Regions from separate parts of the Homo sapiens genome. Here all the other regions are linked to region 6. The links are chromatin loops, found by intact Hi-C in ENCODE. Cell type or tissue: HCT116. All regions are shown on one strand. Region 1 has its middle 98 kb from the start of AREG. Region 2 overlaps LOC105377276 (a long non-coding RNA gene). Region 3 overlaps MTHFD2L (methylenetetrahydrofolate dehydrogenase (NADP+ dependent) 2 like). Region 4 overlaps AREG (amphiregulin). Region 5 overlaps EREG (epiregulin). Region 6 has its middle 170 kb from the start of BTC. Region 7 has its middle 30 kb from the start of EREG.

Region 1 (4,000 bases), 80 kb after region 6:
TTTTTCTTGTAAATCCAGTTTAGATTTAGTTTAATAAGTTTCTCCAAAGAATGTATACAAGAACACTCTCTATTCTCTTTGCCTGGAAAACCTTCTTGTCTTCTCTTTACCTCCCATATGCTCATTTTTTAAGGCCTAGCTCAAACCCCACTCCTTCCAGGAAGTCTTCCTTGAATATCCAGCCAGATGAGCTCACCCTCCTTTGACCTCTTACAGCACTCAGTGTTTCTATCCCTTATCTGCCAGGATTGTTGACCTTGTAGTGCTGGTTGTTGTTTTTTTTTTTTTTCAAGTGATACTCTTAATTCCTAAAAAGGTAAAGTCAGTCCTTAAATGTTTTTATTCTCCTCAGCCTTTGCCAAAGAAGGTTATACACAGTATGTGAGCAATATATATTTGTAGCTTTAATTAATGTGATAAAAGTAGATACATTTTTTATTCACTGTTGTCCAGGATAAAACCTTGCATAAAATACATGATTGCAGTCATAAGGAAGATAAACATCAGGGATTGCAGCTTTCAGGATGATCCTATCTCATGTAAAAGGAAGGGCAAATAGAGAGTATTAGAATTGTGACCTCATGCGTATTATATGGTGAACATCTTTCATTGCTAGGAGCAAAGAAGCTCAGTGTTAGTCTCTGCCATTTATCATGTTTTACTCACAGTATTCTCAACATCAGAAGAGTCTTGGTCTTATTAAACCATAATATATATTTTAATTAGGCATTAAACTGAAACCTATAAATGAAATAAATCTCAGCTATTAAAATATCTGAATTCTCAGCACTCAACACCACCACACTTAAGATCATTTCAACAAAATCACCAAACTTGCTTACCAGAAAGAATGATTGCCCATGTCCTTACTTGAGCTCCCTGCTGCTGCAATCTATTTTTCTTGTTCAGTTCCCTGTTTTTCACCAGCCTCATTCTACAGTCTGCCTGCCACTGGTTTAAAAACGTATTCAAATCAGTAGGCAAGCTGTATTAGGATCATACTGTCCAGACTGTTCTAGCAATGCTGATGCATTTAATATAAATGCATTGTGGACATACTGTGTACAATGCCTAAAGGAAGTCCGGCAGGTTGTAAACAAAGGTTCCACTCAAGAAAAAACTTAAGGCTTAACAGAGAAAAGAAACCTGAGCTCCAGTCTTTCTGATGTAAGTGTAGGCAAAGTGAGTGTCCACGTTCCAGAAGTGTGAGTCTTCCCAGTCTCTCCCTGTCCACCCTCCATCCTCCTACCACTCACAAACCTCCTCTTCCTTCCACTTTTGTGGGGCTGAGTTTATCACAGAGCTGAATGTGTCTAAAGAATAGGAACCTGGGGGTAGTTAAATGCAATAACAATTCTCCAAGTCTCACAGTAACTTAGAAGCCAAGGTTTCAAAATCACAACTGTATTTCTGGTCCCAGATTCAGCCATTATCAGTCTTATCACCAATTATATTTTTCATTGGGTATGGGCAAATTGTTTTCTGACAAGGTCATTTCAATAAAATTGCTTTGATTTTTTTTAAGTCTATTGTCTCAAATTCACATTTCATCAGTTTTGTCTCACAGATAGGCTCATGTAGCATAATTCCTTTTTTCATCATCTTCCAAAACTGATCACTGCAAGATTACTTTGTGAATGTTTATTTTCATATTCTCATTGGTAACTGGTGGCACTTCAAGGTGAAGAATGTGTTTTTCTTGGTCATTACATATTTGACTAATGCCAGAAATTACTTCCAGTTGCTTACCTTGTTGCCTGAGAGATTTAAGTTTGCTGCATGAAAATAGCAATTTGAAAAGATGAAAGTTTAACAAATGCTATAAATAGCAACCAACGCTCTTGTCATTATCATTAACTACAGCACCACGCCCACTTCCCTTTCTGTTGTCTGTCATTAACTGTTATAGCTGAAGTGAAACTTGTTTCTAGTACAATCACTAGAATGAACAATGAAACCATAAAGAGATCAAAGGATTAGTGAAATAATTTGTTCTCTTTCATGCACGGAAAATGAACCTGACTTTCAGGGATTCATACTGACCAAAGCTCCTTTTGAGTTCCAAAGTTTGCTGCCCATTTCCTCTTCCACTTCCCTATAAGGAATGTCTCAATTGCTCAGTTTATGAAATGTTGTAAAAAGAAGAATGCTTATGGTAAGAAATTACTTCCTTAGGTGTCTGAATGGGTAATATTTTCTATACTTACTCTACAAATCATAAAACTAAGTCTTGTTGAATATCCATACAGCACACATTAACCATTTCTAAAGTAGTTTCTTTTTACCAATCTTGGAAATGTATTTATACAAGTGCTAGATTTGCAGGTGCTATTACCAGTAGTTAAATATTTTTAGAGTTGAAATGTTCCAAGCCAAAAAGGATTTGGTTCTTCCCCAAAGCAAAACACATAATTGGAGAATTGTGGCAATGGTAGATAGAGATGTTGCCTTATAAAATCTTCTGTAATATGTGGCTATTTATTTGGCATATATTTTCATTATGAAAAAAATGAATGCAGAAGATTATGGGGAACAATATAACAAACATCCATGTAGTCATGACTGAGAATTAATGATGTTAACAAATATTATGTGGAAGCTAAAATAAAGTTGATCTCATATAAGAAAAAAGTAGAACAGAGAATACTAGAGGCTGGGAAGGGTATGAGAAAGATAGGGATGGGGGAAGATTTGTTAAAGGATACAAAATTACAGCTAGAAAGGAGAAATAAATTCTAGTTTCTATACCACTGTAGAATGACCATAATTAACAACAATATACTCTATAGTTTCAAATAGCTAGAAGGAAGATACTGAATGTTCCCAGCACAAAGAAGTGATACATGTTTAAGATGATGGATATGCCAATTACTCTGATCTGATCACTATATATTACATGTCTCAAAATATCACCATGTACTCCATAAATATGTACAATTATGTCAATTATTAAAATTTAATTTAATTTTAAAAAATTAACATTTTGTCCTACTTATTTCGAAATTTTTCTTCCTTCCTTTTAAAATAAATTAGACATAAAAAACAGCTATAACGCCCTTCACAGCACTTGATTTTGCCCTTTCTTTTCTGCTAATGTTTTCATGTGCTAGTTTAATTATTCATCTTTATGGTAAGTGTTTGAAAACAAAAGCTTGCTTGCCTTTGTTTCTTGTGCTAGTGACTAGCACAATTTCTGTAGCATAATAGATAAATGCTTGTTGATAAATGAATGAGTGAATAAAACTTCTTTTTCCTTTGCTATTTTTCTTCCTACCTCTATATACCTTCTTCTCACTACAGTTTAATTGGCTAATATAGGGGCTATTTATTTCGCGTTTGCTCCTCCTTCCAGGCATTGGACTGATGCCCTGTTTATCACTGGAGTCCAGTGGGGTGTCCTTGGGTGTTGGCATCTGTTGCTGCTGCGTTTAGTGCTGAGGTACTGAATCTTTCCTGCTCTTTGGAAGTACAGACATCTGCTGCTGAAGTTTATGATTGCTGTGCTAGTTTCTCGTGTTGAAGTGACATGTGTCGCTTTAGGGAACAAGAAGGTGTGACTTACGGTGCTCTCTGACTGAACACGCCACATTGCCTTTTCCTCTCTGCTGCCACCACCACATGTTGAAGGACACTCTGTGATGTGGTTCGTCCTAGTGGTCCCAGTGTGAAGTGGCGTGTAAGTCCCTGCTTTTATCACACTGCTTCTCCTTGTATCTGAAGTTTCTATCACTTCATTGCTCACTCTCAGCTCATGGTGAAGTCCAGGACATTGTGGGAACTCAGTCCCTGAGAAACTGGGAATATCTTCATCCCTGTCTTGGACTCAGATTTATAAAAAGTGGAACACAGTGGTTAAGTGCTCAGTCTCTAGGGTCAATGTAGCTGGGTGTAAATCCCAACTCACCAGCTTCCTAGCTGTGTGGCTTTGGGCAAAGCTATTCGCTTTTCTCTGTTCTGAGTTTACTCATTGTAAACTGTTATAGTAGTACCAACCTCATAG
Region 2 (4,000 bases), 300 kb after region 6:
ATATCTACCAGCGATCTTGGCTCATGTTTGAGTTATAAACCACACTCAACCACATCTGCTGTTATAACTTTCCACCCAATTTTAAAAACCCCTCTTCCATCACTTGATAATAATTCACAAGCTAAACCCTGCCAATACCCACTTCCACAAGCAAACTGCAGGTCTTTTTAAAGACAACGTACCATGTTTATTGTACTGTTTATGTATATTTTAACCACCTAAAATGTATAAAATTGTGTTACCATTTTTAGAGTTTTTTTGGTGTTTTTAATATGTTACTGAAGAAGTTTTTTGAATATTGTTTCTCAAACCCCCATTTTTGAATGAGTCCTGTAGGATATCCTGCTCAATTTTTTAGTGTAATGATTTTTAGGAATACATGTCACCTTGTAACAAAACTTACCGTGTTGAGTGTCATTAAGAGTTTCAATGGGAGTTTTAGATGATTTATAATTATAATAAGTAATATTTATTGAATGAGTGCTATGTTCTATGAATTTTACCTGTATTAGCTATCTGATTTAACTTAACCCTAAAATGATCCTGTGGGTGTGATTATTTTCCCCATTTTATAATGGAGGCAACTATGATTTAGAGGGATAAAATAATTTATTCTCAACCACAAAGCTAATAAACAGCTGGAGTTCAAAACCCAGCTCTCTGAGAATGCAGATCCCACTTCAAAAAACACTGGGCAAACTCAACCATGGCCAAACTGTGCTAAGTGCAGCAGGACTTGTATTCAGAGAGACCAGCAGCCATGTGCTCACCTGCCTGTCACTAATTAAGACCACAAAGCCTGGGAACTGGACAGCCTTGCAGCCAAATCCAGGTTCCACCACTTACTGGGTGCATATCATTGAACGAGTTGCTTAAACTTTCTGAATTTCAGTGTCCTAATGTGAAAAATGGAATTCAATTGTAATACAATAGCTAACATTCATTGAGCACTTATTATTAACCTCAAAACAATCTATGATATAAATATTGTCCCATTTCTACAAATGACAAAACTTGGGCTTAGAAAAGTAAAAAAAAAAAAAAAACTTGATTAAGGTAGCACAGCTAGTAGGAGTGAAGCTGGATTTCAACCTGTCTGTTAAACTCCAGACAATTGTCTTCTTAACCACTGTTGAACACAACCCCTAATAAAACCTTTCACCTGGATGTCTCTGAGGATTGAGGGAGATACTATCTGTAAATCATTTTGCACTGTGCCCAGTCTATGATGTGAATTTAATAAATGAAGTTCATTGTCATTATTACCATTGGAACTTAGCTAAGAACATAAGTAATTATAATACAAGGCAGAATGTAAGTGTTTGAAAAGTACAAAAAAAGAGAAAGATGTCAAGGAAATTCAAAAGAAGGAGAAATGACATTTGTAAATAACACCATTCTTTAAGGAGGGGGCAGCATTTGAAAAAAATAATGTGATCTTGGCAGAGGTGAGGGAGGGTAATACATGTAGCAGGAACAGTAGAGACGGTAAAACACAGAAATGGATTGTGTGGCCCATTTGCAGAGCATAGAGCAGTGGTTGGCCACAGCTGATGATATGCATAGGGCGAGGGGGGATGAGAAAGACAGACCACCTGAGCCTCCCTGGAGAGGGCTTCACAATGCAGGCTGAACAGTCCTTGCTAAACATGGTGCACAATGGGGAGTCAGTGTCAGTTCTCAAGCTGGGAGGCAACATAAGCAAGCTTGTGCACTGAAATGACAGATCTGGCAAGGATTATAGCAGAGAGTGACTGAAGGTGTGGGCAGGGCAGTGCCTGAGTCACCAGATGCCACCCCTGCCGGTTTCCAGGTGAGTGTGGGTTCTCCTAATAAGCACATTCTTGGGCGACTCTTTGATCTGAGACTCCTTTATAATTTATGAGGTTTGCAGTACAATGGGGCCCTCTACAGGCATCTTGATGATTAGACTCAGGAGAATTTAGATGAGGAAAGATTAAAATGAAACCAAAGAAGCAAGTTTGCAGACTTAAAGGCCCATAGGACCCTGTGCTGGCAGCCTAAGCAGCAGCAGCAGTTGGGTATTGAGGCATGCTCCTTCTAACCAAAGTTACAAAAGATATAGAGCGCTGGCACAAACAAAATAGGACCAGAGCTCTATATTTTTTATTTTTCAAAAGAGGCTAGATTTTTAAAAATAGTAAAAGAGCTTGGTTTTTAAATGTGGGCTTGATTTAAAACAAACACCACGAAAGCTAAAGGGAATATGTCTGTGGAATAGATCTGCTTATCGGCATCACATTTCCAATGTACAACTTCCAACCAGGAAGGGAATGTGGAGGTCATCTTCAGAGTCTAACTTCTCCACTTAACAGGCAAGGATATCATATCCAAAGAGTCCCAGTAAAGTTCAGATCACACAGCTGAACTAGAAGACCGGTCATTTTAGTGCCAAACTATTGCACAGATTTTTTAAAATGTTATTTTCCAATTTTTTTCCTAAGCTGGACCACCGCTACTTACTGCTTTTCTGCAAGGTGCATGGGGGGCTGGGGTAGGATTGAGGATAATGTGGAGAGAAGGGGGTTGATGAGATTTTACTGTAGACATGACAATCACTTGGATTCCTCACCCCTCATCTCAAAAACAACCTGAGTCAGGTATGTCTCAATAAAGCTAAAAAAATGTTGGGAAATAGCTTGTAGCCAAGATTAGAATATTTCCAGTATTCTCTAGGAATACTGGCTACAGGTTAGAGTAGAATATTCCCAATATTCCAAGAGAGTGCTCTAAGAGAATACTCCTCATTCCTTGAGTCATGAGGATAAGCCAGAATTCCTTTACAGTATACAGTCTCTCCCCAGACTGTGCACTCAACTGTCAGCAGGCACTTGACGTTGATCTGACCTCACCCTGAGGGTGTTATACATATCTTAATAATTTGCAGACGACAGCAGGGGAATTTTGTGGTTGATCCATGACAAATATTATCATTTTGTGGCCAGGTGTGGTGGCTCACGCCAGTAATCCAGCACTTTGGGAGGCTGAGACGGGCGGATCACAAGGTCAAGAGATTGAGACCATCCTGGCCAACATGGTGAAACCCCGTCTCTACTAAAAATACAAAAATTAGCTGGGCGTGGTGGCGGGCGCCTGTAGTCCCAGCTGCTTGGGAGGCTGAGGCAGAAGAATTGCTTGAACCTGGGAGGTCGAGGTTGCAGTGAGCTGAGATCACACCACTGCACTCCAGCCTGGCGACAGAGCGAGACTCCATCTCAAAAAAAAAATTATTATTTTCTATATTTTAAGAAAATAACTTTTTTCAATTGCATACTAATTACTTGGGCATACTTTTAAGTTCACTAAGAAATTATCCCTCAACAGTAATATTTTTCATAAAATATTGGGAAGCATTATTATATAGAGCTTAGATGTTAGATGAAGAACTCTGACATCAGATGCATCTGGTTCAGGCTGAGGCCCTGTGACCTTGAACAAGTGATTCCCTTCTCTAAGCCTCAATTACACACAAGCATGGATTAACTAAAATAATGCAATTGATGCTTTCAAACATTGCAAGTGCTCATAAATGGTTACTGTATTACATTATTGCTTTAACTTGATTTGTTAAGGAACTTAATATTGAATTAATTTTTAGTGTGATTTTAAAGATCTAGAGATGCCATTTTTTTCTTTTCAGAAAGATGTGAATCCTAATTAATACCATCTTAGGAGATCGAGACTATCCTGGCCAACGTGGTGAAACCCCGTCTCTACTAAAAATACAAAAATTAGCTGGGTGTGGTGGCACACACCTGTAGTCCCAGCTACTCAAGAGGCTGAGTCAGAAGAATCACTTGAACCAGGGAGGCGGGGGTTGCAGTGAGCTGAAATTGTGCTACTGCACTTCAGCCTGGTGACAGAGTGAGACTCCATCTCAAAAAAAAAAAAAACAAAAAAAAAGAAGAATACCCTCTTAAAGATCAGTAATACTGCTAGTTTGACAGCTGGTTGACTGTAGACTTAACCAAATTTTAAT
Region 3 (4,000 bases), 390 kb after region 6:
TTCCTTGCCCCACCCCTTGGAACTTCTCCATGTCCTGGTTTCCTGAAAATTACGAACCCTGTTTCAAGGAGGAGGAAATACACCCGGGGGAAAACCCTATTGAGCCCTAGGATAATGTTTGATGGGAGTGTTTCTAAGACTTGATAATATGATTGGAGAAGTGGTGAAAGGAAATTCGTTGGTCACTTTGTACTTTATGACAAGTAAGTATGAATATTCTGAGTTACTAAATTGCCCATTTATCCTGTTTTATATCATGGTATCTGTCATTAAAAGTGTTGCAATAGACACTCTAAAGTTACAACTGTGAAGGTTCATTCGTCATGCTGGAAGGGATGGCTTAGTGGCCAAAAATGCCAGCTTTCACCACCGTGACACTGCATCCAGAGCTTGACATGCAAGTGGCATTGACTCAGCAGCTCATTTCCTGAATATAGTTTCAGAGTTTACTCAGATGGGTGGAGGGTAATGTGGACAATGTCTAAAAAAACTTGCCTATCCTGCTGAATAATGAAGATTCCTAGAATTTTACAGACTTAGGATAGCCTACAGTTTCCTTAAAGCAGATACGAGAAAGCCCAATGATCTCCAACATGATCTTAGAATTGATACTGGCTAGCTTTCCCTTCTTTATCAGTAGCTTGTGCAAAGCTGATTTAGCCTTTCCCTAAACTGCTCCTCCCCTTTCAACCATCCAGTACTCTTACTGTTCTTTAGATGTAATAGTCTCCTTACTCTTTCTTCACCTTTCCCATAATTTCTTTTTTTCTTTTTTCTTTTTTTTTTTTTTCTGAGACAGAGTCTTGCTCTGTTGCCCAGGCTGGAGTGCAGTGGTGTGATCTCGGCTCACTGCAACCTCCGCCTCCCGGGTTCAAGTGATTCTCCTGCCTCAGCCTCTTGAGTAGCTGGGATTACAGGCACCCACCACCACACCTGGCTAATTTTTGTATTTTTAGTAGAGACAGGGTTTCACCATGTTGGACAGGCTGGTCTCAAACTCCTGACCACAGGTGATCCACCCACCTGAGCCTCCCAAAGTGCTAGGATTACAGATGTAAGCCACTGCACCCGGCCACCTTTCCCATCATTTCTTAATCTTAACATTTACACCTAAATCACTCCATTCATACACTTAATGACATGAACTACTCTTTCATGAATAAATATTTCACTTTTTATTGCTTTAGCAACTACTTTATGATGACAAACTGGAATAATTTGGTAGTTCCCAAAAATAATGCTACAGTGTGTAAATCCAACAACTAGAATAATTCCATCTTAAAAAATTAGATTATATCGGCTAAATATGTATCAATTTGAAAAAGTTCTTATTGTAGTTATAATCTCAAAATCAACACAGCTCACATTTACTGGGCAACCACTATGTGTTAGATATTGTTCTAAGCACTTACCTAGCAAGCTTAAAAAAAAATACCACGCCTTTACCTGCTGTAGTCTAATGAAGATAACAACTATAAACAGGTACTATGTGCTATAACCATGGTACATTAAAGTACTCTAGAAACTTGTTAACTCTCTCTGTGAACTCAGAGATTTGGCTTTGAGTAGGGACTTGAAGCTACTTACTTCTAATTGCATAGTGTGACAGGGTCTGATTCTGCAGATCTAAGCTTCTAACTGAGTCTAAATCTCAATTTTGGGGGCAATTTTAAAAAGGTGAGTGATATATAAGCCAGTAGGAGTAGTACTATGAGAAACTGGAGGGATGACATTAATATTAAATAAGCTAATATTCATGTCTCAGGATCTTCACACAGGATTTCCTCTTTTACTTTCTTCAAGCTTGTGTCAAGATTTCATTACCACATTCTTCACTCTCATCTCTCAGACATTATCATTCTTTCTGATATATATCACGCAATCCTCCTCCTTCTACCCTGAGTTCTCCTAGATGAGGTTGTTTCCATATATGCTGACATTCTCATTATGACAGTGATCTAGCCCTCCCCGTTCTGGCTACCTCTGCCATTAGATCACTATTTCCTTTAAATACCCACTGCTATTTGTATTTGTTTAGTTCCCACACACAATGCATGATATGGTCATTCTGGCAATACTTTATTCCTATTGTCTGGTTATATGGGATTTATTTTTTATATTCACTCACATTCTTTCTATAATTTATAAATGCCTACATGTTTTATCCCTAACTTCTCCAGGTGATTATTAATTAACTGGAAATGTAGCAATCTTTAGTTGTTTCTTATAAATTCTCAATTTTCTTCCCCTAAATTTCCCATTGGCTAAATATTTATTTCTTCAAGAAGACTGCAGAACTACATACAAATCTGTCTTCTACATTCAACATACTTTTGTATTTAGTAAGAGGCATTAAAGGTGAAATAAAAAAGCAAGGAACAGGACTTCTTCCCACTGTCTTTGTTTAAAATGTCTTCTAACTAGTATTAGCATGGTGTATGGCCAACTTGGCTACATCTGAAGTAGCTGCTCACCTGACTGGCGCCCTCTGGTGGTAAGAAAATACCCTCAGCGGGATGCTTGTGGGACAGCCTCAACACCCACCACACCTAAAGCTTGAGTACCTCCTGGCTCCTGTCTTGTTTATTTTATATAGGCTTGAGTCTTCCTTGTCCTTCTGTTCCTTTATTTTCCTTTTCTTTTTCTTTTCCTGTCTTCTTTTTAAATATCTGTACTCAAGGCTGATTTAGGCCTTTACAAAGAAAGCTAGAGAGGATAAACTCAAGGAGGACAACAGTGTTGGCATTATGGCATAAGCTTTGACTTAGTTACAAGAGAATATCAGTGTTTCTTGCAAGTGGATTGTGATCACCCATGTGCCATTTGTCATAATAATAAAACAAACCACGAGTAGGAAGGCATGATGAGAGATTTTCCTCCACTAGAATAAAATACTCATTCAATATAATATTTGATAAATGTTATCTAAGGACAATAGTCAAATATTCTGTACAAGCTGTTAACATTAGTCAAATAATACCTTTTAAGGATAATGTAAACTTCATTCTTCCTAAGGTTAGAAACGGACAAAGATGAGCATTCAAATTCCTCTTTATTCAACAAATTCTGTGTCTTGTGTGTGAACAGAAGTGTCTCTAAAAAGAAGTCAGTATAATACTTATCTGCCATGAAGGTATCAGTGGCTGAAGCAGTATTTCACTTAATGCTGATCTGTGGTCTGAAAAAGTTTACTAACTCTCTAAACATGCCTGACTTCTGTCAATGCAGTTCAAAAATTTGCATTTGATATCACCCAAATGTAATTTTTTGGAAAAACAGGCAATGTGGTATGGTTATCTGTACCAGCTTACTGATTTTTTTTCTGGGAAAAAGAACATTTCTATTTTTACTCTATGAGGAGCCAACTACTGTTCCTGCAGTCATGTATATGTTCTAGGTTCCAGAAAAGGGCCTATAGAAGAATCAGATATTTTATTAAATTTGATTGAAACTATGTGTTCAAATACAAAACAAATTAGAGCAAAATCTAGACCCATTAAATGAAATTGCAATACCTCTCCTCTCTGTTTCTACTTTTACACCTCTAAAGTCAGTTTTTGACACAACTGCAGACATGAGGTCTGATATGTTTTTAAAGGTGTGATCAGTCCTTTAAAACCTAAGTCAGACCATGTTGATCTGCTGTCAGCCATTCTTGGCTTATATCAAAATCCTAACCATGGCCGACAACGTCCTTCATGAGTTAACCCTGGCTACCTTCCCAACAACATTTCTTACTAGTATCCTCATAATTTATTAATATTTTATTAAAATCAGAGTAATATAATAAGCCGTCAAAGACCTGTGTTCTGGAATACATCAAGCATGCTCCTGCCTAAGGACTTTGGTATCTGCTGTTTCCTCTGCTCGGGATGCTCTTCCCCCAGGAATGGTTCTTGATTTGTGCCTTTACTTCATACAGATCTGCTTCTGTCGGTATCTCCATGGGAAACAGAATCCACCCCATATAGTAATGAAATAATTTTTACAGCGATATATT
Region 4 (4,000 bases), 170 kb after region 6:
AGATACCCAGGGAAGAGAAAACAAAGGTTGTTGATACACACTCATTTAACCTGCCTAGTCATCTAAAATTAACTTTGACTCCAGACTTTTAGCTTCTGAGATCATGAACAGGGGAAAATGAAAAACTGAATGTTATTTATCACATCCTGGAATTAATTGAGTTTGCCTCCAAGAAGGAATGTTGTAGTCTAACCTAACCAGCATTTCATAAATTGCCTTTAACTTAAGCAAAACACACATATGTAGATGATATCTAACCAATTAAAAAACAGCCTTTTCAGAAAGTGGGGTGGCTAATGAGCAGTATCCAGCTTTAATTCCAATATTTATTTGGTTGATATATCATTGTCTCTGTTTTTCATTCTGTGTGTGCACATAAGTAAGAGCTCAGTTGTATTTTAGGAGATGATGAGGAAATTTTGTGGCTATAGCACAGGTACATAAAATACAATACCACCTTATTTGGGTCTTAAAGAGATAAACCAGCTATTTAAATATTTTATAAATGAATGGCAGTCAAAACCATGCTAAACGAACATACATATAGAATTCTCCAAACCCAAAACAAACACCTTGACTATAGGAGGAGTAGAGAGAGGAGTCTAAGTGGACCAACTCTGTAGCCAGAGACCTGACACTGTCATTTATTAGCTATGTGACCGTGGTCAAGTTTCTTAATCTCTCTGAGCCTCACTTTACTTATTTATAAAATGTATCTAGCCTCTAAAAAAGTAGATGAGTTACCACTTGTAAAGCACTTAGAAGAGTCTATGGGATACCAAACTACTCAATAAATTTGAGATTTATTATTATTTTTAAGGTAATAGTGTTTTCCCTTCTACTCCACTGTAATGACTTCATAAACTTTTGTTTTAAGGGCTAGAAAAGTATATGGGATAGCAAGCCTAGAACCTTCACAGTGGTGACCACTGGCAAAAATTGTCAACACACATATTTCTTCTGACTTATTATAGCCTCCTTTGGTAATCTTGAGCGCTTACGTGGCTTTTGTTACCAAATATATTTTGATAACTCTCAATCTACAAGTTTTTTTTTCTCCATGAACTTCTTGTGTATCTAACTGCTTACTGGATGCCTTCCAGCACCTCAAACTCCACCGATCCAAAGCAGAATTCATTATCACACTTGTAGGCCTTCTCTTTTTCTTCCCTATGTTCAGTCTCACATGTGAGGTAAGGATCAGGGTTGATTCAGTTGACTAACTGGCCAGGCTGATAGTTATTTCCTCGTAAATCTGTTACAAATTTAAAACGATGACTTTACAAAATAGAGAAGAGCCATTCTTCAGTCAATAAGTGAAAAGCTATGTTTCCCTTCTAAAATATAGAACAAGCCAGTTCAAGGATTCCTTACTTTAAATCATTTCACCAGCCACCTAGCCATTGAAGCCAGGAATCTGAGAGTGATCCCAGATTTATTCTCTTCTTCCATTATCTCATTACTTTCAGCTTTGTTTCTATAATAAATAATCTTTTTTTGTTGTTGTTTTTGTTTGTTTTGCTTTTTTCAGATATGAGGTCTTGCAATGTTTCCAAGGCTGGAGTGCAGTAGCTATTCACAGGTGTGATCATAACACACTACAGCCTTGAACTCCTGGGCTCAAGCTTTCCACCCGACTCAGCCTGGCAAGTAGCTAAGACTACAGGTGCACTTCATTGCCCCCTGCTACGTTTTTGTGTTTTTATAAAACTTCAAATCAAAAGTTTCCCTTCTTAGCTTCAGATGTTCTTTACATCCCACCTGGAATAGCTCAATTGCTTCTAAGCCTATCTTCTGACCTTTGGCTTGGCTAAAATCCCTCCCCAGCACTGTGGTCTGATGACCTATCTGGAATGCAAATCTGATCAAGTTTGTACCCTGATTTCCCATTGCTTTCCATGGCCTACAGTGTGACCCTGCCCTCACCACCCAGCTTCCTTAGATCCTCTTTTGACTTCATAGGTTGATACTGAATGATTTTCTGTATTTTCTCTTTCAGGTCATATTGTTTGGTGATTTTGTAATTTTGCTTATGCCTATAACAATCTCGTTTCCATAACTCCTATTCATCCTTCAAAAAAGTTTCAGGTAGCATCTCTCCAGGAAGCCCTCCCTGACTCATTCAGGCTGAGCTAGGTGATAGCTTCCTGGGAGCTATCCTAGGGATTCCTGCTGCACACCTCAGCCAGTTATTTACTGCACTGCATTGAGAAAACATACCACCTCCTGCTAACTAGGTGGTAAATGTCTTGAAGGCAGAGCTTTTCTGTCTTACACTATACTTGAATCACCTGCAATAAATATTTAGTGAACTAGGATGAGGCTCAACACTAGTTGCATATAGGAAATATCTAGGGATCTTTTAAAAATGTTAATACCAACAACTCACTCTAGTCCATTGAAATGGGAGGCTCTGGGAGGGGAGTCTAGGAGCTTAGACATTTAAAACTTTTCAAGTAGTGATAAGGTATAGCTGAGGCTGGGAGCTCATTGGTTAGATGATCACTGGGCAAGGATCTGGTGGATAATATGCCAGAGACATATGAAGGTGTTGATGCTTAATGCACCTTTCATTCATGAATTTCTCTTCCGTGAGATGATTGCTGGTAATATTCCCCATACACATATCATAAAGGTTGTTTTGTTTTGTAAGTAGGCAACTTAGTTCATCAGCCAGACATCAAACTGCGAGGCATCCCGTAACCTTAGCGTTCTTGAAAGAGCATCCACCACCAATACACACACATTTGTTTAAAATACAATACTGTAAGAAAATAGTAACAAGAGGAGGGAAAGAAGGAGTGGGTTTTAGATACCTCATACATTCATGTCTTGATATTAGGGAAAGAAGTCTCAAATGTAAATACTTCCTAGTTCTCTTAAAATGTCACTCTTGTAATATTCAAACTTATTTTTCTCTCATTGTCTATGATGGTCATAGTGATGGGCAGTGAGTTTGCTTTCTTTTATAATAATCTAGGTGCACTGTAACAGAGAGGTAGCACCTTATCTTGATTCTAGATGCTTTTATAATTAACAGCACTTGGTATAAGTTCTACATTGGATAAGTAAGACCAATTTGGGATTATTATTATAAACACTCATGTTTGTGGGAGAACTATGTGACTCTAGATTATAATTCTCCCATGAAGAATGTCATCTAATAAAAAATGAGTTTTAAAAATCAACATAAAGACAGTAAAAAGAGAGAGAAAAGCCTTTTTAAATGATCAACCAACTGTTAGGAGAAAAGTACACTGGAGTCTTGCAATATCAGAACTAATATTCAAACTCTCAATCTGTTTGGTTAAAAAAGTTTAATGAGCTGTAAAATAAATACACTTCCATTAAATATTAAATAAATTATTTACAACTTGAAAAAATACTTTTTACCTTCGTGCACCTTTATATACAGAAATAGCATAAAAAGTGACAATTGAAAGTTTAAAACCATCATAACAAAAAGGGTCCATTGTCTTATGATCCACTGGAAAGAGGACCGACTCATCATTTATGGCTATGACTTGGCAGTGACTCCAATGTGATATCCTGTGAGAAAATAAAATAAAATAAAATAATAAAATAAAACAAAATGTTACAGATAAGCTCAATTCCAGCAGAGCTTTAAGAAACTTTAAAGCATAATCAGGAATCAGAATTTCTGTCAGTTGTTTTCTAGTACATCGTTTGAGAAATGCTAAGATTTTTCAGAGACCAACTCTTACTTCGGCTTGAGTTCCTCTTTCACACTTGCTTTGATTATACACCTAGTTCAGTAGAAGTCCACATATGCTCAAATCTGTTGCATCAAATTCTGCTTAATAAAAATGCAACAGCAGTCATGAGAAATAGTTTTCCTAACCAAATCTATGCAGTGGACATAATTAAAATCAAAGATTAACTGTCTCAGCATATTTATGATATATAGTTAATTTAGGAAAATTAGTACCAAGGGCATAATAATAGTAACTACCAGTTAATAGGCACCCACTATGTGCTA
Region 5 (4,000 bases), 250 kb after region 6:
GCTATTCTGTGGAAGGATAAAAGCCTTGGCATTACATTCACGGTTACAGATTTGACCTGCTCTAAATATTTCACAGTAACATTTTCAAAGATTTGATTTTGAAGTTTGATTTCTTAAGACGCACATCAGTTGGAGAATTTCCACTGTTTTATTCCATCATGTGTTCAGAGAAATGCTCCTAATCAGACCCCATCACAAAAAAAGGCTCTAAATAAAAAATCGGTTTCCACTTACAGTAACAACAAGAAACTCAACCTAAGAAACATTCATTATTGATTTATGTACCTAAGTTACTCTTTGCATTGCATTACACATGAGTATAGATTTTAATTAATACAGTGAAAGCTAGGTAAAATCAGAATATATCTTGTCTAATATGAGGAGGAACAGGCATCCCAGATGAACCATACTGAGCCCTAGAATCCAGTTTCTATCAGCATAGGAAGAGTCTGAATCAGCTGTTTCATCATGTGTATTCAGTGAAAAGATAAAATTTTGGAACATAGATATCAAGAATGACTCAAGTACTTTCTGAATTGTGTAGGAATCATCATAAGAAGAACCCTTGTAATTTCACAGATGTTTAGTTAAGAGCTTTAGCTGCTTCTGTTTAAGCTTTAGGTATTTGCACTTCAAACACTCTTTCCAATTTATTTAAGTAACTGTTATATAGTAAATACTAATGGTGGTGGTAGTAGTAGTAGTAGCAGCAATTAAGCTCCACTAAATTAATTAATGGCTTCAGCTTGCAATTGCTTTGGGGAATAACGAATTTCAGAACTGAGATTTGAAAAAAATTAGACATATTTTGTTTGAAGAAATGAATAATACCTACCGTGGGGGATAATGACATGTGTGTTAAGCTTGCTTTTTCTACACCCTAAAGGTTGTCTTTTGAGAATAAATACCTCCTATGTGATTTTGTTTAGTCGGTTGGACATTTTCGTTTGGATTCCGGTGCTTATTGGCCTAGGGTGCGTGATAACTAGAATGACTTCCTACTCCTGAAAATTCTCCTTGACTGATAGGCAGCTAGGTAAATGTAATCTAGGTAAAATCAGAATATATCCTATCTAATATGAGAAGGAATAGGCATGCCAGATGAACCACACTGAGAATCCAGTTTCTGTAAGCACAGGAAGAGTTTGAATCAACCTGTTTCGTTGAAGTAGCTAAGTAAGTGGTAACTGTTATGAAAGGATGATTAATGCCTCCATAAAGGCAACAAAATATATTCAACTTTCCATTTCTTTCACAGTTCAGACAGAGGACGATCCATCTCTTGAACATGTACTATGTACCAGTGATATAGTTTGGCTCTGTGTCCCCACCCACATCTCATCTGGAATTGCAATCCCCATGTATTGAGAGAGGGACCCGTAATCCCCATGTGTCCAAGGAGGGAGGTGATTGAATCAATGCGGGTAGTTTCCTGCATGCTGTTCTCAGGATAGTGAGTGAGTTCTCATGAGATCTGATGGTTTTATAAGTGTTTGGAAGTTCCTCCTTCCCGCCTCTCTCTCCTGCCACCTTGTGAAAAAGGGGCTTGCTTCCCCTTCGCCTTCGGCCATGATAAGTTTCCTGAGACTTCCCCAGCCATATAGAACTGTGAGTCAATTAAAGTTCTTTCCTTTATAAATTACCCAGTCTCAGGGAAGTCCTTTATAATAGTGTGAAAACAAACTAATACAACCAGGTATGGTCCTATTCACCTTATCTGTATTATATTATTTAGTCCTCTCAGGGCCAATTTGAGGAAGATACTATTATTATCCCCATTAGAGAAAACTAAAGCATAAAGAGTTTAAATAACTTTTCCCAAGGATACATATTGTTAAATGGGCCACTTTATAGAATTTGGAAATAGGCAATAATACTAGAGTATAATGGACATCACAGAGAACAAATTATGATAGCTGTAATTGAAGTAGAGTATTTAACCCAACATAGAGGCCACAAATTATGGTGGAAAGGCAGTCTTGTGAGGAAAACTTGAGCTACGTGATCTTGAAAAAAAATTAATTTACTTTTCTGGGTGTTAATTTTTCCTATCTTATAGATTTTTGGGGAGAATACAGTGAAATAAACTAATGTTTTTTTTTTTTTTTTTCTGAAATGGCTGTCACAGCCCATAAATGTTCCTTGACTCTCAACTTCTAGCCTCTGGTTTTAGCAGTGTATGTGGACAGTGCCCTCTTCTGGTTTATAACAAGTTTGTCTATCTCTGTAATTTGGTACTGTAAAGAAAGATTTAATTCGTGTAATACAAGAATTTTATTTTTTCTCAGTTAGAGAAGGCTTGTATCTGTTAAGCCGATTGTATATTTTTGGGTTCTGAAAAGTAAATTACACATCGGCATCAGCATCATAATGTATAACTTCATATATCAAATTTCACACTTAATTCTGTGAAGTAGTTATTAGTCTCAAATACCCTCAGTGTATTTAAATTAAATGTCTTGTCTAAGATCACTTGTGACCACAGAAGAGAAGAGTTACAAATTTATCTTTTGAAATCAAGTCTCCTGTTCTTCAACAATTTGAAAATTCTGTTGTCTTTAAAGTTCAGAATTATCCCCTCCCCACTCCATGCTTTTTCTACAATATAAATGCTGCTTCAATTGCTCTTGTGGAACTACAAAAAATATATTTTTGTTGAATGACAAAGAAATAGCTAAAGCCTAGATTTCATTGTCAGTTGAACAGAGTTGAAAACTATTTCACTAAGCTTTTTATGGAGGATAAGCTAGATTCTCATTCAAGTCAATTTTGTTTTATATCCCAATAATAATTTCACCATACTTTCACTACTGAAGAATGAAATCCTTTAACTAATACAGTTTCCTCGGTACAAATTGGAGTTTTAGTTGCACGTGCTTACATCCTTGACATTCCTATTCCTACATATTTCTTCAACTGAGGAAAGCTTTGGAGGAGACATTACCAATTCTCCCTCCAGGAAAATGCTAGCCAGGGGGAAAAAAATGCACATTTGAAGCTAGTTTCTCTATCCTTTGCATAAACTAAAGCCTAACCTTTCCTGCTTGGAATTGCCTCCAATTGCAACCTGCAACTATTATAGAATCCAACTTACTTTGGAGTGTTGCTGTTAGTCTTCTTTTTTAAAGGTTTTTAGTAGTTGTTAGTTTTTCCACCGTTGGAAACTTTGTTCCAGTTGTTCAGGCCACAGGTGAAATGTTTGTCTTTGTTAATTAAAGAATGTTCAGCCCAGGGTGTGCCTCCACAAAGACTGGACTTTCCTTACTCGTGACGCTCCCTTGGACACAGTCCATCGCTCAGGATAGTTTCTGTGAGACTTGCTGCATTAATCCTACAGCAGGATATTTTACAGGTGGAATCGTATATAATTTTAAATGTTCCTTTCAAATTAAAGTGTATAACTGCAATTCCATCATGGATGGATGTGGCCAAGAAAACAGCAAAATTAATTCTAAGTCATGTCCATCTGCACAGCACTATTGCTTTAAAATAGTGGTTCTCAAATGTTCCTGCAATATGCGTCTGCTCCCAAACACTTGCAAACTAGGGTAGAAGAGTGAATGCGATCCAATGAATAAAAAATCTATCTCCAGAGAAATATTACATCCACTATCCTGTTAACCTTAAGAATCGCTGGTCAGGCCGGGCGCGGTGGCTCACGCCTGTAATCCCAGCACTTTGGGAGGCCGAGGCGTGCGGATCACGAGGTCAGGATATCGAGACCATCCTGGCTAACACGGTAAAACCCCGTCTCTATTAAAAATACAAAAAAAAAAAAAAAAATTAGCCAGGCATGGTGGCGGGCGCCTGTAGTCCCAGCTACTCAGGCGGCTGAGGCAGGAGAATGGCTTGAACCCAGGAGGCGGAGCTTGCAGGGAGCGGAGATCGCGCCACTGCACTCCAGCCTGGGCGACAGAGGAAGACTCCCTCTCAAAAAAAAAAAAAAAAAAAAAAAAAAAAAAGAATCGCTAGTCATTACTTTAATGAGTCATACAGGGAG
Region 6 (4,000 bases):
TGTATAGGAGAGAGAAGTGTGGATTCAATGAGGTCATCTTGACAGGATGTGTCCCCAGTTCCCTTTAGTGACTCATTGTAAATTAATTTTCCATCAGTATATTTAAACTGTACTTTGACTTCATTTTGTTCTCACTTTGTGCAGTATGTTAGGATGTTTATTGCTACATAAACTTTGTGGTTATTGTGGTTCTCAAGTTATCTCTTTAAAATCCCACGAGTCCTGGAACTCACTAAGCAAGACTGTCACCATTCTTTAAGAAGCAGAAGATGATAGTTGAAAAATAAAAACAAGAATGTAGGTTAAAAAAGCAGAGGAGAGAGTAAAATGAGAAAATAAAAGAAAACATTTCTTTTTTCCTTTGTCATTCTATTCTCTGTCTTTGAGTGCTTATCTTCTACTGTCTTCAGTTTATACAATTAGGTTGTCTTCTGTTTTTTCTGCGTTATTGTCTATTTCGTTTTGAAGCCAGGGGTCATTGATGAGTAATGCATCATTGGCACCTTGTGCCGTCAGGTAGAACAGAAAATAGGAGCCGTGTTTCTCCATTCATCTTTGGGCTTTTACACTGCATAGGATGCTGGCCTCAGAAATAACAACCACTGGTGCCTCACCATTATTAAAACAGTATATATTTGTATAAGCTTATTGTTTTCCAGAAGCTTTCATTGTAAGTTCCACCCTTGGTAGTGTCTCTCCACTTGCCTTTGTTCTGTTCTTTACACTGGAGGAATTCACTCTTTTCACATCACAAGTTTTCCAGTATTTGAAAAACTTATCAAGTCTTCCATAGGCCCTTTACCCTCAAGCTAAGACTCTCATTTGGCATGCATTTAAACTCTTCATTACACAGGTCATTTTTTTCTAGTTGGTCAAAATCCTTAAAATGTAGCACAGAGAACTGCAAAGACTCCTCTTGACTCTTACCTCCCTTGATCCAGAAAAGGTACTTAAAAAAATCATAAGTTAATATTCCGTGTCTTTTCACACTTTTAACATATATTGAACCTGAGGCCAACTAAAATTTCCATATCTTTTTTATAAGCCAGGTTGCTACCATATTTTGCATATTTTTGTTTTCACCTTACATGAAGGACTTTATTTTTTTTTAACTTTCAACTTGTTTGTTTTAACCCCCAACTCCTGGTTGTTAAAAACAATTTTGAATCTTGAGTTTGTCAGTTTATTGAGCTACACCCTTAATTTTGATAACAACATTTTCCAATGACCTTGAAGATGAGAACATTGCAGCTATAGAATGTGGTCCTTTGTAGCTGTTCAATACAATTAAATTGAACATTAACAGGTTGGAGCTCTCTGTGAAGCCATGATAGAGAATTATCCATGAAAGAGCATCTTATTACTACAACTACTATTATTATCTCTTCAGCTTCATGTTTCACCACTCCTACCCTCCTTTCCCTTCAGTTTTCTGGGTTCCAGCCACCATGGCTTCCCTCACTTCTTCAAACATGCCAGGCTCCCTCCTGTCCAGTCCCCTACGCAGTCTTCTCCCCTTCATCTCCCTATTTCCTCTGTTTGCCTAGAGAACTTAGACCCTGCCTTCAGCCTCAGCACTCTCTGATCCCCAAGATTAGGACCGTTCCATCTTGCCTCTACTTTTGTGATTATTTTATTAATATTTGCCTCCCCTGATAGTGGAAGTAGTAGTTTATTTTGCTTACTACTGTACCTTTTGTGCCTGACGCAGTGTTTGACACAGAACAATGCACCATTACTATTTTAAATGCTTTGGCTCATAAACTTCTGTCATGTCATGTCACATCATGCCAGTAGGTGACACCAAAATGCATATTATCTGTGACGAAGCCCCTGAACTACAGCTGTGTTTTCATCTCAGCATAGTCTGAAGCCCAAGAGCAGTTCAGAAAGTCTGTTTCTCAGTTTTTTAGGAGTGGAAAAAGTTTGGGAATTCAATATATGCTTATATTTATATTCAAATAAATATTACCTAGCTGTGAGTAATCTTCCAAGTGCATTATTAATAATTTAAAAATTTGATATTCACAAATTAAAATATTACCCTTCTAAAATTTGAGGGTCCTAATTTAATATTCTGCTAAGAAATCCCACTGTCAAGCAATGCTTAGCAAGAACTTTTAACGCACACTTAGATTGTTGGGATTGCCCGAATTTTCAGAGAAGATTCTCTAACCTTGTTATAATTTTAGGATTGTTTTAAGCTAGCTATGGTTTTCAGTTGCTCCTATTTTTGCATTATTTAATTTATGTATAGAATTATTCCTAGGTTACACTTTTCCTGATGGCTTTGTTCCTGCGTAATTGCTGAAATGCTGCTATTATAATTATTCCTCCCTAATTGTTCCCATCACAAAGCTTTCTTCAATGCTAGAATCAGTGAAGTAGACCATATTTTCTTTTGTTTTCCTTTCGGCTCAGTGAATCCTGATCAGAGAAAGTTTGAGAAATGCTGCTTTTGAGCAGTGTTTAGAGAGAAGTGCAAATGTCTGTGTAGGGAGCTGGGGGTTGGGGGTTCTGTAGGAGAGAAGTTTTGGGAACCTAGGTAGAAATTGAAAGTAGGAAAGACCTTGAATTTCTAAAGTTTAATCTTAGTTGTTCAAAATTTGCATTTTATTCTAGAATCAACCAAACACCTGTTATGTTCCCATTTTTTTTTTTTAAGACAGGTTTATTTTCCATTGTGTATCACTGGGTAAAGTAGATGGTTCCTAGCGTGGGCCATTTCATCCTGTAGCTTATTCCCCGGGCTGAGCACTTCCAAGTATCTCTGTTTCCTTCTATATTGCACAAGTATGAAGATGAAACTGTCAGTGGATAAGCATGATTATGTGAAAAACTTTATCTAAAGCACACTGTTAGCCTTTCTTTTATTTTTCAATAAAATGATTGTTATATTTCAAAAGTTCTGAAGTTTAGAATTTTAAAAATATAAGACTACTTATAAGACTCCAATCATAATTTGTCATAGAATTTACCAGAAAAGTTTCTCTATCTATTCTATCTTCCTTTCTTCGATGACTTTATTTTGATGACTCTGATATATGAATGTAACAGTTTCTGATTAGTATGATAACTTCTGGAAGAAAGGAAAACCTGAACAAATTCAATTTATGGATAATTGCCAAGTCTTGTTTACTATATTTCTAACTCTTCTTTGAACAAACATTTTACAAGGCTTTAAGGGCATTTGGCAACTGTCATTCATTTATTATCTCCTTTATTCAGTCATCCTGTTTTCACTCAGATTTTTTACACACTAATCATACACAAGACAATGCTGTACATGCTGTGAATAATAAATATATGGATGACACAATCCCTGTATACTGTGAGCTTATAATACAATATTAATAAATGCAGGTCCTTGTTATGTTACTTTAATTCTTCCACTTATATTTTTCTCTTCCTTCCTAAGCTTGTTTGTTTGAAACTTTGACAAGCAGCTAACTTCTACCAATAAAGTTTAGAGAAGGTAATGCAGTCATGATTTGGGATTGAGGGTTTTGGGACAGAAACAACAGTGAACTTTTTTCTCCATGAAATAGGAAAATATATTAAAAATAGAAAACATCATCTGGCTGAATAAAGATAAACAGAATAGTAATGACTAACATTTCTAATCATCTTGCATATATTAGCTTGTTTGCTTCGTAGTAATAATTCATAATGGGTACTATTGTTTCTAATAATTTGTAAATGAGGAAACAGGCATGTGTGATAAAGATTGAAAATAAATGCCATGAACTGAGAAAAAAAAATGTCAGATTATCATGATTGTTCTTTTCTTGGAGTCACTGTTGAAAATGTCTTGATAGTAGGCCTGCAAGTCCTATTGGGTCTTTGGTAACTGCATCATTTAGAAGAAGTACAGTATAAGGGAATTTGAATTACCGTAAATAATATTACAGAATTCATGAATTTACTTTCATGTTAGTCCTATTAAGGGCAGTCTCTGAAGTCACGTGAATTGAAATGTACTTAGGAGGAAGACATCAAG
Region 7 (4,000 bases), 230 kb after region 6:
AAAATTTGCTTATTCTTAGCTTTGGTTTAGTAATTTCACTTTAGGGACTTATTCTAAGGAAATAATATAAAAGAGGCACAATTTTGTTACAAGGGTATTCATCAAAACTTATATGCAACTGCGGAAAACTGAAAACAACTCACACATCCAATAATAGAGTGTTGTTTTAGGATTATGCAGTCATGGCCGGGTGTGGTGGCTCACACCTGTAATCTCTGCACTTTGGGAGGCCAAGGCAGGCAAATCACGAGGTCAGGAGTTCAAGACCAGCCTGGCCAACATGATGAAACCCTGTCTCTGCTAAAAATACAAAAAATTAGCTGGGCGTAGTGGCGGGCACCTGTAATCCCAGCTACTCAGGAGGCTGAGGCAGGAGAATCACTTGAATTTGGGAGGTGGAGGTTGCAGTGAGCTGAGATCACGCCACTGCACTCCAGCCCGGGCGACAGAGTAAGACTCCATCTCAAAAAATATATATATATTATATACATATATAAAATATATATTATATATGATATATATATAATATAATACATGATATATAAAATATATATTATATATATATCATATATATAATGGAGTGATTAAAATGCTGCAGAATAATATTTAATGGCATGGAAAATGTCATTGTTAAGTGATAAAGACAAGATACACAATGGTACCCACAGAATGACCCCATTACTGTGTATACATACCCACAGTCACACGCATGAAAGATTGCAAAACTATAAATGAAAATGTTCATAGTGGTAATTTTAACATGTAAGGGAAAAAAGGTAACTTAAACTTACTTAACACTACTTTGAAAATTTGCTAAAACAAACTTATTATTTTGTAATTAAAACAAATAATTTTCTGTAGTCTAGCGTATGACTTAAAGAGGTATAAGTAGCCATAAATTTAAATGAAACTGTGAGCTTCTTATTAGATGTGTGCACATATGTAAACACCCACACCTTTATTACATGCTATAACTGGCTTCCAGTGACACAAGATCCTGCTACTGAGGTTGGTGAATGACATTGAAGCCTGACCCCTAAACTTGTCCTTTGGTGGAACGTACACCCAGGAAATCTCTTTTCCATAGTTGTAAACAGATGCATGACTGTTTTAAAGGGCCATGACCTCGTGGATTTGTTTCCTGGGAAAGTATCCCAAGCCTGAAACCAAGTGCTGCACATTCTCAAAAGAAAATGTAATAAGGTTGATTAGAATCTGTGGAAGAGGTGCAGTTCTTATATGCTAAATTTGCATTTTCTCTATGTAAAAGCTTTCAAAATAATTCAATTACTTATTTTATAATTTAATTTCCAAGGTTAATTCCTTACATGTATTTTATGACCTAAATTTTACAGGGTGGGCCTAGATTCAGAAACTCTTTCTGTTACAGTCTTTGTTTTAAGCCTTTTTACAACCTAGGTTGGTGCTAAGGAGGAATGACGAATTGCTATTAGTGTATTAATAATAAACATTGAATTCTTCTATTAACTACCAAAGAATAACAAAGGACCAGAAAACAAACACATACTAACTACTGGAGATTGCCCCCAACCTAACGAATACCACAGTGGAGATTCTCATATTAAGGATAACAAATTGTTACCCCTGAAACGTCAGCTAAGATTTGTATCCATTAGCCCAAAACCTCCTACTCATGATTTCTAAATTATACAACATTATCGACAGGTCCAGGAGACATCGTGTGCATTGCGGAAGAATGAATTTTCAATATAGCTAATGTGTATGTTCTTCAATTCAGATTTCTGTTCCATAGCCCCACCCATGTATAAAAAGGCCCTACCCACTGATAAGGGACATATTCATATTCCCACAGCCAGATTCTCCCACTCTAATCAAGACTGCATCTAATGTAAGCACATGACTCACTCACATTGGTCCCTTTCCTGAAACTCAGGGTGAGAGCCAACTCTCAGCTATCTGTGGTTGGAGTGACAGAGGTGACTGGAAGAAGCGAAAACCACTGGTATTCCCAACTTCCGTTTTAACTGATAATCTTAACCTCCTCCCTGATGTCAACTCTCCTTTACTAAAGATTGTAATGAACACAGAAAGGGCCCAAGAAAAAAGGACAAGGCCTGCTAATTCTAAAACTATATAATCAACAACTGAACAATTGAGGGCTTGTCACTTCCATTTTCTTTCATGGCTAATATTCTAAATAAGTACTCTCTACCAACAGCCGCCACCAACTCCCTTAATCTAGTGCAATTCTGCCTCCACTTTCATCACTCACTAAAAGCACTCTCTTTCAAGCTTCATGACATTCAGAGGTCAAAACCAGGGGCGTTTTTCTTCTTTCCCATTGTTTTCTAGATTTTTTTTTGTTAGACCGTGTTGACTATCACTGTAAATCTTGGATTTTTTTTTCTTTCTTCTGAGTTTCATGCCATTATGTTCTCCTAGATGTCCTGGTTATAACCATCAGCAAATCCTATTGATTTAAGTATAGTCTACTTATACTCCTAATTCAACACTTTCTCATTACTTCCACTACTGCTATCTTTCCCCTAACCATTTAGGTGGGTTATTAAAATACTCCCCACCTTATCTTTCAGTCTTGTCCTTTTTAGTCTACTTTCGGCAGAGCAGATAGACTGATCTTTTTGAATTATTTCATCACCCTACCTCCAGCCCTCTGATAGTTTCTTTTATTTATTTATTTATTTATTTATTTTGATTATACTTTAAGTTTTAGGGTACATGTGCACAACGTGCAGGTTTGTTACATATGTATACATGTGCCATGTTGGTGTGCTGCACCCATTAACTCGTCATTTAGCATTAGGTATATCTCCTAACGCTATCCCTCCCCCCTCCCCCCATCCCACAACAGTCCCCGGTGTGTGATGTTCCCCTTCCTGTGTTCATGTGTTCTCATTGTTCAATTCCCACCTATGTTCTTATTGCATTGTTAAGAAAAGGCAAAGACCTTACCAAATCTTATAGCCCCTAAAGTTTCTACCCTTGACTACCTCTCTGACTTCTCTTGCAACTGTCCATTGAGTATGCCCTGGGCCAGGCTGGTCTTACTGTCTTCTGAACATTAGAGTCCTTGCATTTATTGCTCCAAGCCAAGGATAGTTTGCCTCCACAAACTGTAGGGATGCCTCCTTGACCACCCTAGCTAAAGACACCCTGAAATTGTAGCATGTTATGTTTTACTACCTTATTTTATCACTAACCATGAGACCTTGGACATGTTACCCTGTGTCTCAATTTCCCCATCTGAAAAATGCATTTTAAATAAATAGTTACATACCTCATCAAGTGGTTAGAAGGATTTCATAAGTTATTGTATTTGAAAAGCTTAACAACAAATAGCCCTATACACGTTTGCAACTGTTGTTGTTATTAGTATTTATTTTCTTTCTTTTCCTGCTAGAATATAAATTTCAAGTTTTGTTTGTCATTTATCACTTATTCTCAAGATGTAAACAGTAAGACACATAATAAGCCCTCAATAAGTATTTGAATGATTGAATGAAGAAATTAAACGTTTAATTATTTGTTTTGTCTGCAAAATCTTCTTTTCTTTTACCCATTCCTTAGATAAAGTTTCTTTTATCACTTTACTGAGACTCAGTCACTGGTTTTCTTGGCATTTTTCCTCTACCCTCATACCTTTGGAGTGTTTAACTTGAAGTGATTCTTTGGCTTCAGCCATGGTTTCTGTGATGGGGGTTCTCAACATCACAGCTTTAGTCCAGACCGCATACCCAACTTCTGCATTGGGGGTTCATCTAAGGGGAGGGAAATTTGGCCTGGGGCTTAGAGGCTGCACTAGGATAGTGTATGAGTTCTGTGACTTTACTTGCTTTGTGATCTGGTGCAAATCACAACTTCTCTGGAGACCATATTCTTTTTTAGGTAATAATTATGAATCTTACCTTCTATATCAAAGTGTGTGTCGAAACAGATTTAATAGATGTGAAAGTATTTTGTAAATTGTAAAACAGTAAGTAATTTTGAAGTGTTGTCA

Evidence for each region. A loop is a pair of places that touch in the nucleus more often than their neighbours do. Peaks named below come from ENCODE experiments on the same cell type or tissue, not always from the same donor. Only the 100,000 strongest peaks of a DNase experiment are listed, where the experiment ranks them.
Region 1: it touches region 6 in a loop (5-fold over the local background); 21 of 110 quality-filtered maps call a loop at or near these places.
Region 2: a loop joins it to region 6, with 7 times the contacts of the local background. A loop is called at or near these places in 14 of 110 quality-filtered maps.
Region 3: it touches region 6 in a loop (4-fold over the local background); 7 of 110 quality-filtered maps call a loop at or near these places.
Region 4: a loop joins it to region 6, with 8 times the contacts of the local background. A loop is called at or near these places in 10 of 110 quality-filtered maps.
Region 5: it touches region 6 in a loop (5-fold over the local background); 45 of 110 quality-filtered maps call a loop at or near these places.
Region 7: it touches region 6 in a loop (4-fold over the local background); 3 of 110 quality-filtered maps call a loop at or near these places.

Annotation. Positions count from the first base shown.
Region 1 is chr4:74,541,386-74,545,385 of GRCh38, reverse strand. No RefSeq gene overlaps it. Among named protein-coding and RNA genes, the nearest start is that of AREG, 98 kb to the right of the region's middle. In HCT116, a CTCF peak has its summit at 3,521; DNase peaks (open chromatin) are centred at 1,184 and 1,898; H3K4me3 peaks cover 2,267 bases; H3K27ac peaks cover 4,000 bases.
Region 2 is chr4:74,318,550-74,322,549 of GRCh38, reverse strand. All of the region lies in intron 2 of LOC105377276 (a long non-coding RNA gene), which reads left to right. Among named protein-coding and RNA genes, the nearest start is that of EPGN, 12 kb to the right of the region's middle. In HCT116, a CTCF peak has its summit at 1,911 (motif pointing left); a DNase peak (open chromatin) is centred at 1,819; H3K4me3 peaks cover 602 bases; H3K27ac peaks cover 2,859 bases.
Region 3 is chr4:74,227,382-74,231,381 of GRCh38, reverse strand. The region is part of intron 6 of MTHFD2L (methylenetetrahydrofolate dehydrogenase (NADP+ dependent) 2 like); the gene reads right to left. Among named protein-coding and RNA genes, the nearest start is that of MTHFD2L, 71 kb to the right of the region's middle. RefSeq lists a silencer at 2,515-2,584. In HCT116, a CTCF peak has its summit at 2,495 (motif pointing left); a DNase peak (open chromatin) is centred at 2,491; H3K4me3 peaks cover 627 bases.
Region 4 is chr4:74,454,308-74,458,307 of GRCh38, reverse strand. AREG (amphiregulin) reads right to left here. Exons shown (of 6, transcript NM_001657.4): 6 at 3,303-3,549. Among named protein-coding and RNA genes, the nearest start is that of AREG, 11 kb to the right of the region's middle. In HCT116, no CTCF peak of the experiment used is centred here; a DNase peak (open chromatin) is centred at 1,894; H3K27ac peaks cover 3,854 bases.
Region 5 is chr4:74,375,269-74,379,268 of GRCh38, reverse strand. The region is part of intron 1 of EREG (epiregulin); the gene reads right to left. Among named protein-coding and RNA genes, the nearest start is that of EREG, 12 kb to the right of the region's middle. RefSeq lists an enhancer at 3,892-4,000. In HCT116, a CTCF peak has its summit at 2,186 (motif pointing left); no DNase peak of the experiment used is centred here; H3K27ac peaks cover 4,000 bases.
Region 6 is chr4:74,621,034-74,625,033 of GRCh38, reverse strand. No RefSeq gene overlaps it. Among named protein-coding and RNA genes, the nearest start is that of BTC, 170 kb to the left of the region's middle. RefSeq lists a silencer at 1,625-1,919. In HCT116, a CTCF peak has its summit at 1,787 (motif pointing right); DNase peaks (open chromatin) are centred at 123, 463 and 1,803; H3K4me3 peaks cover 292 bases; H3K27ac peaks cover 4,000 bases.
Region 7 is chr4:74,392,900-74,396,899 of GRCh38, reverse strand. No RefSeq gene overlaps it. Among named protein-coding and RNA genes, the nearest start is that of EREG, 30 kb to the right of the region's middle. In HCT116, no CTCF peak of the experiment used is centred here; a DNase peak (open chromatin) is centred at 1,899; H3K4me3 peaks cover 1,000 bases; H3K27ac peaks cover 3,319 bases.